Linked DNA regions of Homo sapiens: region 2 is linked to region 1. Evidence: chromatin loops called from intact Hi-C (ENCODE). Cell type or tissue: endothelial cell of umbilical vein. All regions are shown on one strand. Links, peaks and the distances in the headings refer to the core of each region. The heading gives the core; the rest is flanking DNA.

Region 1 (5,393 bases), core at 128-5,127:
GCAATCACCCAGAAATAGTTAGAGGAAAACCAGAAACACTGGTATTTACTTAGTTTATACACACAATAAATTCCTCTGTGCACAGTTGCGTAACCAGTGTTGGCCCTTACCCTATTAGCTACAGTCTCTAGGTACATCGTCAGAGTATGAAATTAGATGAAAGGACCCCACACAAGGATTGTGGTTTTAGATTCTAAGTAAACTAACAGCATCACTAAATATGGCGTGTTAGGACCTCCAGGGAGGAAGAACCTTATTGTGGCTGTTGTTACTGGAGACACATACCTTCCAAATGACAAGATAATGTGTCTTTTGGTTACTCCTGGAGGACTAGGGACATGAACCTGGGGGCCCTTAAAGACTAGGCTGTTACTTGACAGCTAACTTGATTCACAAGTACCTAAGTGCTTTTTAAATTGGCACTTAAGTACTCTCATGATGAATTCTTAGCAAGTTATTGTCAACACCCAATTCAGGTATACAGATAAGCCTTTCCAGTCTGTTAACTGATTATATTCTCACATTTTGCTTTGTTGACTTTTCTCTACATCTCTTGTTTATCGATCTCATTATTTTTATTTTCTGACCCCTGTGAAGAGCTAGGGTGGAAACGTGTGGAATAGCATATAAAGTTTTCAGTTGAATGGCATACATAGACGACACAGCCTTAATCTCCTTAAAAACTAAAAACAAAAAAGAGATTGGACGGCAGAATTAGGTCTTCATCTGCAGGGCCACTGTTATTTGTAACCCTTAATGACAGTGGCTAACATTTCATACAATTGTTATGTGTCAGGTTTAAGTGCTTTAAGAGGAGCAACTAATTTGAGATCCTCACAGCATCCCTTCGGTATGGGTGCTGTCATCCCAGTTTACCATCAGAGAACACAAAGTTCGGAGGCCATGTAATTTGCCCAGGGTCATACAGCTCATAAGTGACAGCACAGTGTGTCCCCAGGACCAGACCCTGGACCCTGAATGGACAGTGCCTCTGCGCTGCAGTGCATTATACCCTGAAAGAGGCTCCATCCCCCTGTAAAGAAAGAATTTGGCATATTCTTTTGAATCCCTAAAACAACATGTGATGTGTAAGTAGATGCTCAAAATTTTTAAATGAGTAAATAATAAGTGAGGACAGTGAGGAGGAAAGAAAGACTGGAGCAGGAAGTCCCAACCAGACCCTTCATACAGATCTTCTTTTTAGTTGAGTGAGGGAGCAGACCCTGATACAGGGTTACCTTAACCAGAGCGTCAAAAGCTGATGGCCATTGGGACCCCTGATCTACTAGTTGAAGGAAGAATAATGTCAGCATGCTTATCACTGAAAACACATTTTGAGAACATAAGTAAGAGTGTTATGGAAGTGTGTGACATGAGGTGGGCCTACATGTCTACAGGCCAGTTGGACCAGTTTCCTGCATTGACGGTTCACCCTTCTGATGGGCACTCAGCTCTGGGCTCCATCCCTGTGTCAGCCTCATGGGCCTTCCAAGACTGATGTGTATTCTGTGGTTTATTCTGTCCCAGTTCAGCCCCTGAAGTCCAGAATCACAGAGTTTAACTGGGGCTTCCCAGACCCTCTAAGGCTAATGCTTGCTGCCACGTTAATGTACTGTTTTTAAGACGCCTTGTGCATGGTGTAGGTGCCACTGCATTTCAGTTACTTACACGGGCAAGGATTTTTTTTACATTGTCATTAGATATTGAGAATTATTTGCTGATTTTTTTTTTCAATAATAGCAAGTATAAATGCTGCCAAAGCTGATTCTTAATGTCAGAGGGATCCTGAGGAGAGGTTGCCATTTCCATTAGAAATCTATTTTGTGATTGAAGGTAAGATAAGGTATCGGGGAGGGAAGTTTTGGCTACATGACATCTATAACATCCCCGTGATTACTCAATAAGAAAAATTCAAGAGATGTGGACAGGTGTGTGGCCAGCTTAGCTGTGACACCTGATGCAAGAGATTAGAGCTTCCTGGGGACTTTGAAGTCTTGATGTCAGACCTGATCTGCCTTCTCATCTTGGGCTGCGGCTGGACCCTGCCCAGGTGGCCACTGTGATCTGAGTGTTCTTCAGGCCTCCTTAGGTGCACCATCTCCTGCACGGAGGAGCTGATGATTTTGATGACCTTAGGGATTTTGAAGCCAACACCAGAGTATCACTTTTCAAGAACTAGGAACAACTTAGGTAATATTTTAAAAGGTAGCATTCAGAATTATACTCAGGTTGCCAGTAAAAAAATTCCGTGCTAGCGGTTGGGCAAATGGGTAGTTTCCCCTCTACTATTTCTGTCTGTCTGAAAACAAAGCAAAATCCATGTTCTATCTCTAACAGGAAGTCAAAGAGTTATTTGTAGATTGTTAAAGCTGGATGAGAGGTATATCAGAGTCCATAGTATTCAGTATTTTTTAAGTTTTCTTCTTAATAAAAAGTTAAAATTGCTATTTGCAGACATATTATCAGATACCCAGCTGAGTTTCAGGCCTAATAATTCTGCTAACCTGGACTTAACTCTTGAAGTAGAGGATAGAGGAATAAGAGATTCACTGTGCATGGATTCCTTCTAATTCTGGGTTTAGGATGGAATGTGGTTGAACCAAAAAATCCACTATCTTTCTTCCTGCCACCTGGCTTTCTTGGATCTCTTACTTAGGGAATCCTGGTCCTACTTGGGACAGTGTTGAAGACTGGATGTCAGGCACGTCTTGACCTATGTGGATTTAGTAAGCCACTTCAGTCTCAGCTCACCCAATACTGTAAGTTGTGCTCCTCTAAAAGGCTGGAGTTCTGTGAGCTGTCAAATATATTGTCGTCTTCTTCATCAATCCCAAATTTATGGAAGCACTATATTCTCTCCCTGAAGGCTGATGATATAGCTTGAATCAAGCTGCCCTTCTAATGAGATTTCCACTGGGCTGCCAGAAAAGTCTGTACCAGGCACATATCTGGGTGGGAATTCTTTGAAACAAGAAAAAATGTTTCCAGCCCTGCCCATAATGCTTCCTCACTGAACAGTATCTCAAATGATTAAGCTACTGCTTTTGTGGCACGGAGTCAAACATAGTTTGGCTGACCCCAAGAGGCAGTGAAGTCAAAGATGCCATAGGGTCACATGTTATTAACATTCTGGTACATAACAGGGATCAAAACTCAGTTTATGGGTGGTATTGCTTCAGTGCCATATACGATGCTATTATTAGTAAGCCAAGAATAATAAAATATTCGTAATAGCCTAAAGACTGTTAGGCATGTGTTTTATCCTTTAACTCTAAACGTCCTGGAAACTAGTTCCATAAATGGAAATTAAAATATAACACAGTCTATTTTTTGCTTGTCCAAATAAGGTCATATGTTGGGTAACAAATGCGTAGCAAATGACTGTTTCTTAACCTAGGTCTTTAACATAAACATCAGAAATTTTTCAATGTTGAATATTGTCATATTTTGATTTTTCTCTGATCATTTAAAATGTCTTTACATATTTGCAATAAAACTAGAATATAGGTAAAGTAAATGCAAAAGACACTCACATCCAGCCTTAATATATCACTTTCAAGATTTTGTGATTTTTCACAGCTATATAGAAATATGTACATTATATGAGTGGCTTTCTTTACATGTTAGATCCACCACTTACATTAATAGTTAAACAAGTGTAGAAATAAATGTTGTAGAAGTAGTTTAATAGAGAAGAAATGTTTATTCTTACTTATACCTAGGAGTTCTGCTGCTGGTTCTCCAAGTCCAGCATGTCTTTGCTTGTGTCGGTAATGCCTTGCTCTTTGTACTTGATTTTGAGTAAGACTGTCATACTGAACCAAGTTTTACGAGTAAAAATGAAGATTGGTCTTATACTCTTAATTTGCTAGATGACCAAACTGATCAATGCCTTAAATGTTCAGAATTGTTGAGAGCTAATTCTGAAACACATGATTAGAAATTCCTCTGCCCCTGAGTTTACAGAGCTCAGCTGTTAAGTATTTCCCTGTTGAAGTGGCGTGCAAGGGGGTGGGTTGCTCTTTATTTCCTCTGCTGTCTACTTCCCATACCTAAAAGGGTATTATTGCTGGGAGTCTCATAATTTTCCTACTAAGACAATAATTGCATCTAATAGATCAGACTTGGGCCTGCTAATTTTCATCTAATCAACAGAGGCAGGAAAACATAGTCTGGAATGCTAACTATGTGAATGAAAAATATTTAGTCATTCTTGAAATGATAGGAATGTTTTTCCAACAAGCTTAAATAAACACAATCTCTTTTGAGACTGTGCTAAACTTTTTTTGGATGAGACAACTCTTAGGCAACCAAACAGAAGTTAATGAAGGTTATTAAGAGACATGCCCTTCAGAAAAGGCCTGCAGACTTTAAAAAGAAAAGATTCCATCTTCTTTATGCTGCAACCATTGATAAATAGCAGAATTGGTTTACTTTTTAGCTTTTGTCTACCCAGTAGAATTTAACATTTTAATTAGTAATCATACTGCCCAATGTTCAACAGATACCATTTTACCTAACATGGCTATATGAGACCATCTTATTTTAAAATCCTCATCTTCATCTCCTACTGTTTGCCTCAGTTCCAAGGAATTCATTGGACTCAACACTCCTGTATTTATAGCACCTGATTACACTTTTCCTATGAAGCATGTTTGTTTATTCCCACCAACACAAGGTCCCGCCAGATAATAAAATTATTTTTAAACATACTAAAATGTACATATTCAAGTGAAGTGTTTTTCCTTTCACAAGTTATATGGGAAAAATGTATACTTACTCCAGGGATACAGTCATTCAGAATATTTTTGGTGCCTCTCTTTTGAAACTGACTTTAGAGATCATAGCACATCCTTTTGAATATCCTTAGCTTTGTAAACCCTTGACTTTGAAGGTTTATTAGACTCTAGGAAATAGCCAAAGTCATTTATGTTGAAGTCTGGTTTAAAAAAAAAAAAAAGGTGGCCGATCTAGCTGAGTAAAACTGTTTAGAGGAAGCAAAAAGTGACAGTAAAATAAAGGCACTTTGTCTTCTATGACATAGTAATTTGCTCTGAAAGCAACTATGAAGAGGTTTCAAACAGAATTTTAACATGAACAGCATTTTGGCATAAGAATATAGCCTCTAAAAGTGAGTACTTTTATCAATAACACTTATTTGTAAGTATAACTCCTGGTGTGTTTATAAAAAAAATCAATTCACCTACTACATAGTATTTTTATGACTTCTAGGGATTAGAGGCATGTATTTAAATGGTCATATACTGTATTACAACGTTTTTCTGAAATTGCAGGTGTTCTATTCCAACATTTTTTTCAAATACATTAGACTAAAATAATTTGCCTACAGAAACAGGTCAAAATAGGTTGCGATTCTAATATAATTTATTTTT
Region 2 (5,393 bases), core at 75-5,074, 72 kb before region 1:
ATTGCTAATTACAATAGGACCTTCAGATTGCCTTCTGATTGAGACCTAACTTATTTCTGTTTCATCTGGAATTTTTCAAATACAATTATTATGTGGTGTTAACACTTCATTGCAGCATGGAACTCCCAAAAATGTTGTGTATATATTCTTTCATGCCTCTCAGCCTGGCTTCATGTCTGTCTAGGTACAGGTCTTATTATAATGTTGCCCTTGGGGGTCCTTTTGATATATCAAGAACTAAACCTCTTTAGTCAGGAGAGTGTATTCTGTATGGATTTATAATAAATAGTCTGTGTTCATATGCATAGGAAATAATGCATTTTCTGAAAAAAATTATGCATGTCACTTGTATTTTTTGTACTTTATGTGCCGGAAGAACATTGTATACAAATATGTCCCATGTGCATGTATGAATTTATATAGCTACATGTATATAAGCACATATACATCCATGATGATATCATAGGTAATATGTGGAAATAAGTGCAACCATGTGATTATTTTTATCTTATTCTTTGTGTGTGTGTGTGTGTGTGTGTACAGTTACCTGTGTGCTATTAAATGTGACAGTGCCGATAATAGTGTTACATTCTCTGGTTAAGTGTTTCCTGAGAATTTTGGTCTTCCTTAATGGTGCACATTAGTTATAGACTCTTAACCCGTGAGATACATTCCAGTGGTTCGTTTCTAAGAATCGATGTAATATTATGCACTTTGTAAATAGCTTATAGAGGATAAGCTATGACTCCTGAAATAAATATTATTCAAACTGCTTCCATTTTCATTTCCCTTATCACTATAACAACCACACCCAACTTTGCAATTAAATTGTGTTGTCTATCTGCTTCCCGCACACTAGTGAAGCTGACCCTATTGAATTCAAAGGAAATATGAGAGATAAAGTCGAAAACTGTCTTCCTTTTGTTGACATTTCTAAAGCAACAAGTCAGAAAGCTTGACTCCCTTTAGGTAGACCAGAGCTGCTACGGGTCATGATTAGATGGTATGTCCACTAGTAACTGTGATGACGCCCAACAGAATTATTTGAAACATTCTCAGTAAATAACCAAGAACTCCAGTAAGCAAAAGGGGAGTAGCTGTTAACTTGCAGTTTCAGTTTTCTACAAATGGGGGCGCAGGGGGTGGGGGGCGCACGGAATACCGAGGACAAAGGTAAAGATCGACATAGAATGGAAGTCACCAGATTTCTGCGTTTAACCCATTCTTGCCCAGCCCAAGTGAAATTGTGTTTTGGAGAAGCCTCCATATTTGGCCATCGAGAGATTGGCAGTGGGAATTCTTGGCTGTATTTTACTGCTCTCTTTATTGAAATATTTGCCACATCTGACAGTTCTGTCACTGTTCAGTTCAGAGGGATTTTTAAATCATATACTGACTTTGATGCTTCATGGATTTGTATTATTTGTGTATTCCTCAGTCATACTAACCTTTGTATCAAGATTTTTGCCATATGACTCATATCAAAGTTTTTAAGACATATTTAAAACAAATGAATTTTAAATAGTGGCCCATTTGCTATATGTTAAATTTGATATACAAAATTTTATACATCTTAAATTTATATATCTTTGATATCTTAAATTTGGTATACAAATGGTGGCCCATTTGATATATGTTTGCTTAACATAATGTAACATGATTGATTTTGTTATATTTCCCATGAGCTGAGGTACTGTTGTTTTCTATTACCAGAGAAGACATTTCAGATCTTTTAAATCTTATGTGAAGTACTTCCTAAGAAGAGAAGTAAAATGAGTATATCTCACATTAGTTACTATTATCTGCAGCATCAAAAATAAATGAATATCCCCAGGAAAAAGGTTATAAAATTACAACACCTAGACACATTGAGGTAGGTAGTAAATGTGAAATGGGCTTACGAATGACTTTATTCACTTACTGGCATTTGGGAGGGACTCAGGCTGTCAGGAAAATGAACCAATCTGTATTAATATAAAGCGCTAGAAATATAAATAAATCATGTTTGAAAGCGATACCAGGATTTTCCTTGAATGCTGCTGAATAAATTCTGCTTGTTAAATGTCAGTGAAATGTATGTCACCTGCATGCATAAAGTGAGAGGGCCACAAAAAACATCCACTTACCACTTTGAAATATGTAAGCCCTTTAATGTTCCTTTGACCTTCAGTTAAAGGACATAGTCTCATAGCAGAGGAAATGCCTCAAATTCTAGCATCTGGGTTTGTTTCTTTATACTTTTTTGGCATAGTTACAACAGTAGGGCTTTTCTGTCCTTTAATTTTTTTCACAGTACAGTCAACACAGGCTTTTCACACAAGCGGGAAAGGACGGTTGTGAGGCCAAAAGCAATATGTTTCTTCTCTGTGCTCCACGGCAGAGCCTAATTGAATGGCTTGTTGTTTCAGAGAGAGCCCAGAACCAACAAGCAGACAAACAGAATCCCACACAAATACAAATTGCGTATAAAATTAGATACCTACACACGTGCGTATCAATGGATATGTACTAAAAATGCAGTCAGCGATCTCTTATTTTGAGCTCATTGGCTTAGTCACCGTGTTCCAATTCTTTCATCTTTGCAGTTTTTGGATTTTCATCTGAATTTTCAGCTGGCTAAAGATGTTTCTTCTACAGCTGAAAAGAGAACCTAGTTTCATTACATACACTTGTAAAGTGTATGTATTTGGATGGGGGTGCTCTATTTCAGCCCTATTCATATGTCAACCATATTGTCATTTATCATTAGCAAAAGGTCACTTTTAAGCTTTGCAGAATGAAACGGTGAGATCCGATTTTCCATTAATTAAAAAATATACATCATAACAGTATGCTGGAGACATCTTCATATATTTGTGTTTTCCCTGCTTTACATCCAATAGGTTTCTGTGTATGAGCTTCTCCTGAGACTGAATAATAGCAGCACACCCTAATGCACCTTTTTTAATGGGAATTCAGTTGGGTACCATATGCCTTTCTCACTGCTGAAGGCCTTCATGCTTTGGCATCTCTGCTCTCATCTTACCGGTGATTGTGGGCCATTTGTCTGGTTCTGACATGGAAATATTAGGAAGCAGTGCTGTTATATACAAATCCTTATAGCCTTAAAATTAAATGCAGCTCTCAAAAGCAGCCTAAAAGTTAAATGACACACAAAAGCTTGTTTTGTCTGAAGTTTATATGTTTATTCTGTAGAGTTACATTGGATAGGGTAGTTATCAGCCCTTAGCAAATGCCTACTTAGTTTTCCTTAATCTGTTATTCATTCATTCATTCAACAAATATTTATTGAGCGCCTGCTCTGTTCAGACACTGTGCTAGATTCAGGGCAAACAAGACAGATAAGGTTCTAGTCCCCCCCCGAGCTTTCAGTCTTAAGTGGCAAAAATAAAATTATGTGATTGCTGTTGACGTACAGGGTACTGAGACTGAGATAGGATAGCTTGAGAAAGTCTCTCCTCTGAAGAGCTGATGTTTTAAGTTGGACTGAAAGGTAAGAAGGAGCTGGCTGTGCAAAGAGCTCGTGGAAGAACATTCTAGACAGAGTGAACTTGCCCATGTTCAGTGACCCCAGTATGGGAGAAAGAGTTTTGTGTCCCGAGGGACTTAAAGTTGTGATGTGGCTGTAGTGTATTGAGTGAGTGTTGGGGAGAGTGGCAGAAGAGGAAGCTGGAGAGGCAGGGAAGGGCTCAGTTACACAGACAACATGGTAAGGAGTTTGGATTTTATTCTAAGTATAATAGGAATCCATGAAAGAGTTTGAAGCTTCAGATGGAGATGAGAGGATGCCCTTTTTAAGATCAACTGTGGCTGCCATGTGGAAAATGGATTGTAGCGGGAAGCTAGAGTAGAATCAGAAACATTATTTAGGCCACTGAAGAAGAGCCCAGCCAGGAGACTGCTATGTGGCTGGACCAGGGTGCTAGCAGAGGAGTTGGATAGATTCTCTGTTCCATTTGGAAATACAGTTAAAAGGGCTCAATTAGGTTGGATTTGGGGGTGAGGTTGGGGGTAGACTTCAGAGTGACCCCAGGGTTCTGGCTTGAGCAGTTGGTACCATTTCCTAAGATGGGTAAGACTGGGCAAAAACTAAGGGGAGTCAAAATTACCTGCTTGAGAAACTGAGAGTATACTGGAGGCAGAAGTGATTCTGAGTCCTTTTCTTCGTGTGGTGATGCTATTTGGAAATCAAGTCATTAGAGTGTTTCACTACCTGGAACACATCAGTAAAATTGTGAAAATTCCACCTTGGTAGCTCTTGGTTACAGCTCTTCAGCTTTGTCTTGTGCTGTTTTATCTAATCCTCTGTCTCTTCTGTAGGCTGTTTCTCTGACCTTTGGAGAAGGCTTTTGTTTCTTCCCCAGGGATGTCAACACAACCCATATCCCAATTTGTTTGGCTTCCCTTTAAAATTGTTCATAGATTCTTTCTGTAAGTTTTTCACTACATGCATCTACTATTTCAGGCATGATTATCGTCACACTAGAATCCCGGTGGAACCAAGGCTAGCTGGGGGAAATGAAAGATTGTGAGTGTCATATCTCATGCACACTCCAGAGCATGTGGAGAAGCCCATACCATTTAAATCATTCTTCCTCCATCCCCTAACTGAGGACTTATGTGGTAGGACCTTATTATACTTAGTCTATGTCTGTGTGCTTATCATACCACATTTTATTTTCCTGTGTGCCTGCCAATATCCTCTGAAAGCAGGGACGGTGCCTGGCATCTAGGGGATAGTTAATGAGTGTCTGATGATTTAAAAAAATAATGGATTGGGGCTGGGCACAGTGGCTCACGCCTGTAATCCCAGCACTTTGGGGGGCCAAGGCACGCGGATCACTTAAGGTCAGGAGTTCAAGACCAGCCAGGGCAACATGGTGAAACCCTGTCTCTACTAAAAATATAAAAATTAGCTTGGCATGGTAGGGTGTGCCTGTAATCCCAGCTACTCAGGAGGCTGAGGCAGGAGAATCACTTGAACCTGGGAGGTGGAGGTTACAGTGAGCAGAGATCGTGCCACTGCACTCCAGTCTGGGTGATAGGGTGGGATTTTGTCTCAAAATAATAATAATAATAATAATAATGGATTGGAACTATGGAACTAAATTATAAAAGATAACTTTCATGATATGCTAAAAAATGGGACTTTATTGCCATTGAGGAACCTAAATTATAAAAGATAACTTTCATGATATGCTAAAAGAATGGGAACTTTATTGCCATTGCAAGCTTGTGAGGAGAGAGGTAGCATGTGAAGTTAAGACTAGAATGACCGGTTCCTTGATTGAAAACAATCAATAAAGGTGCTGTGAACAGATTATCAGAAAGTATCTGTAAGTATAAAACACATTCAGAATTTAGAAAACAAGATGTAACTCCTACTACAACAC

What was found. A loop is a pair of places that touch in the nucleus more often than their neighbours do. Peaks named below come from ENCODE experiments on the same cell type or tissue, not always from the same donor. Only the 100,000 strongest peaks of a DNase experiment are listed, where the experiment ranks them.
Region 2: a loop joins it to region 1, with 7 times the contacts of the local background. A loop is called at or near these places in 4 of 110 quality-filtered maps.

What each region holds. Positions count from the first base shown.
Region 1 is chr2:36,482,614-36,488,006 of GRCh38, forward strand. The region is part of intron 7 of CRIM1 (cysteine rich transmembrane BMP regulator 1); the gene reads left to right. Among named protein-coding and RNA genes, the nearest start is that of FEZ2, 110 kb to the right of the region's middle. In endothelial cell of umbilical vein, for the core only: no CTCF peak of the experiment used is centred there; DNase peaks (open chromatin) are centred at 3,098 and 4,098; H3K27ac peaks cover 4,841 bases.
Region 2 is chr2:36,411,147-36,416,539 of GRCh38, forward strand. The region is part of intron 2 of CRIM1 (cysteine rich transmembrane BMP regulator 1); the gene reads left to right. It overlaps LOC124905989 (a long non-coding RNA gene), which reads right to left. Exons shown (of 2, transcript XR_007086282.1): 2 at 5,201-5,393. Among named protein-coding and RNA genes, the nearest start is that of CRIM1, 58 kb to the left of the region's middle. In endothelial cell of umbilical vein, for the core only: no CTCF peak of the experiment used is centred there; DNase peaks (open chromatin) are centred at 895 and 2,225; H3K27ac peaks cover 4,254 bases.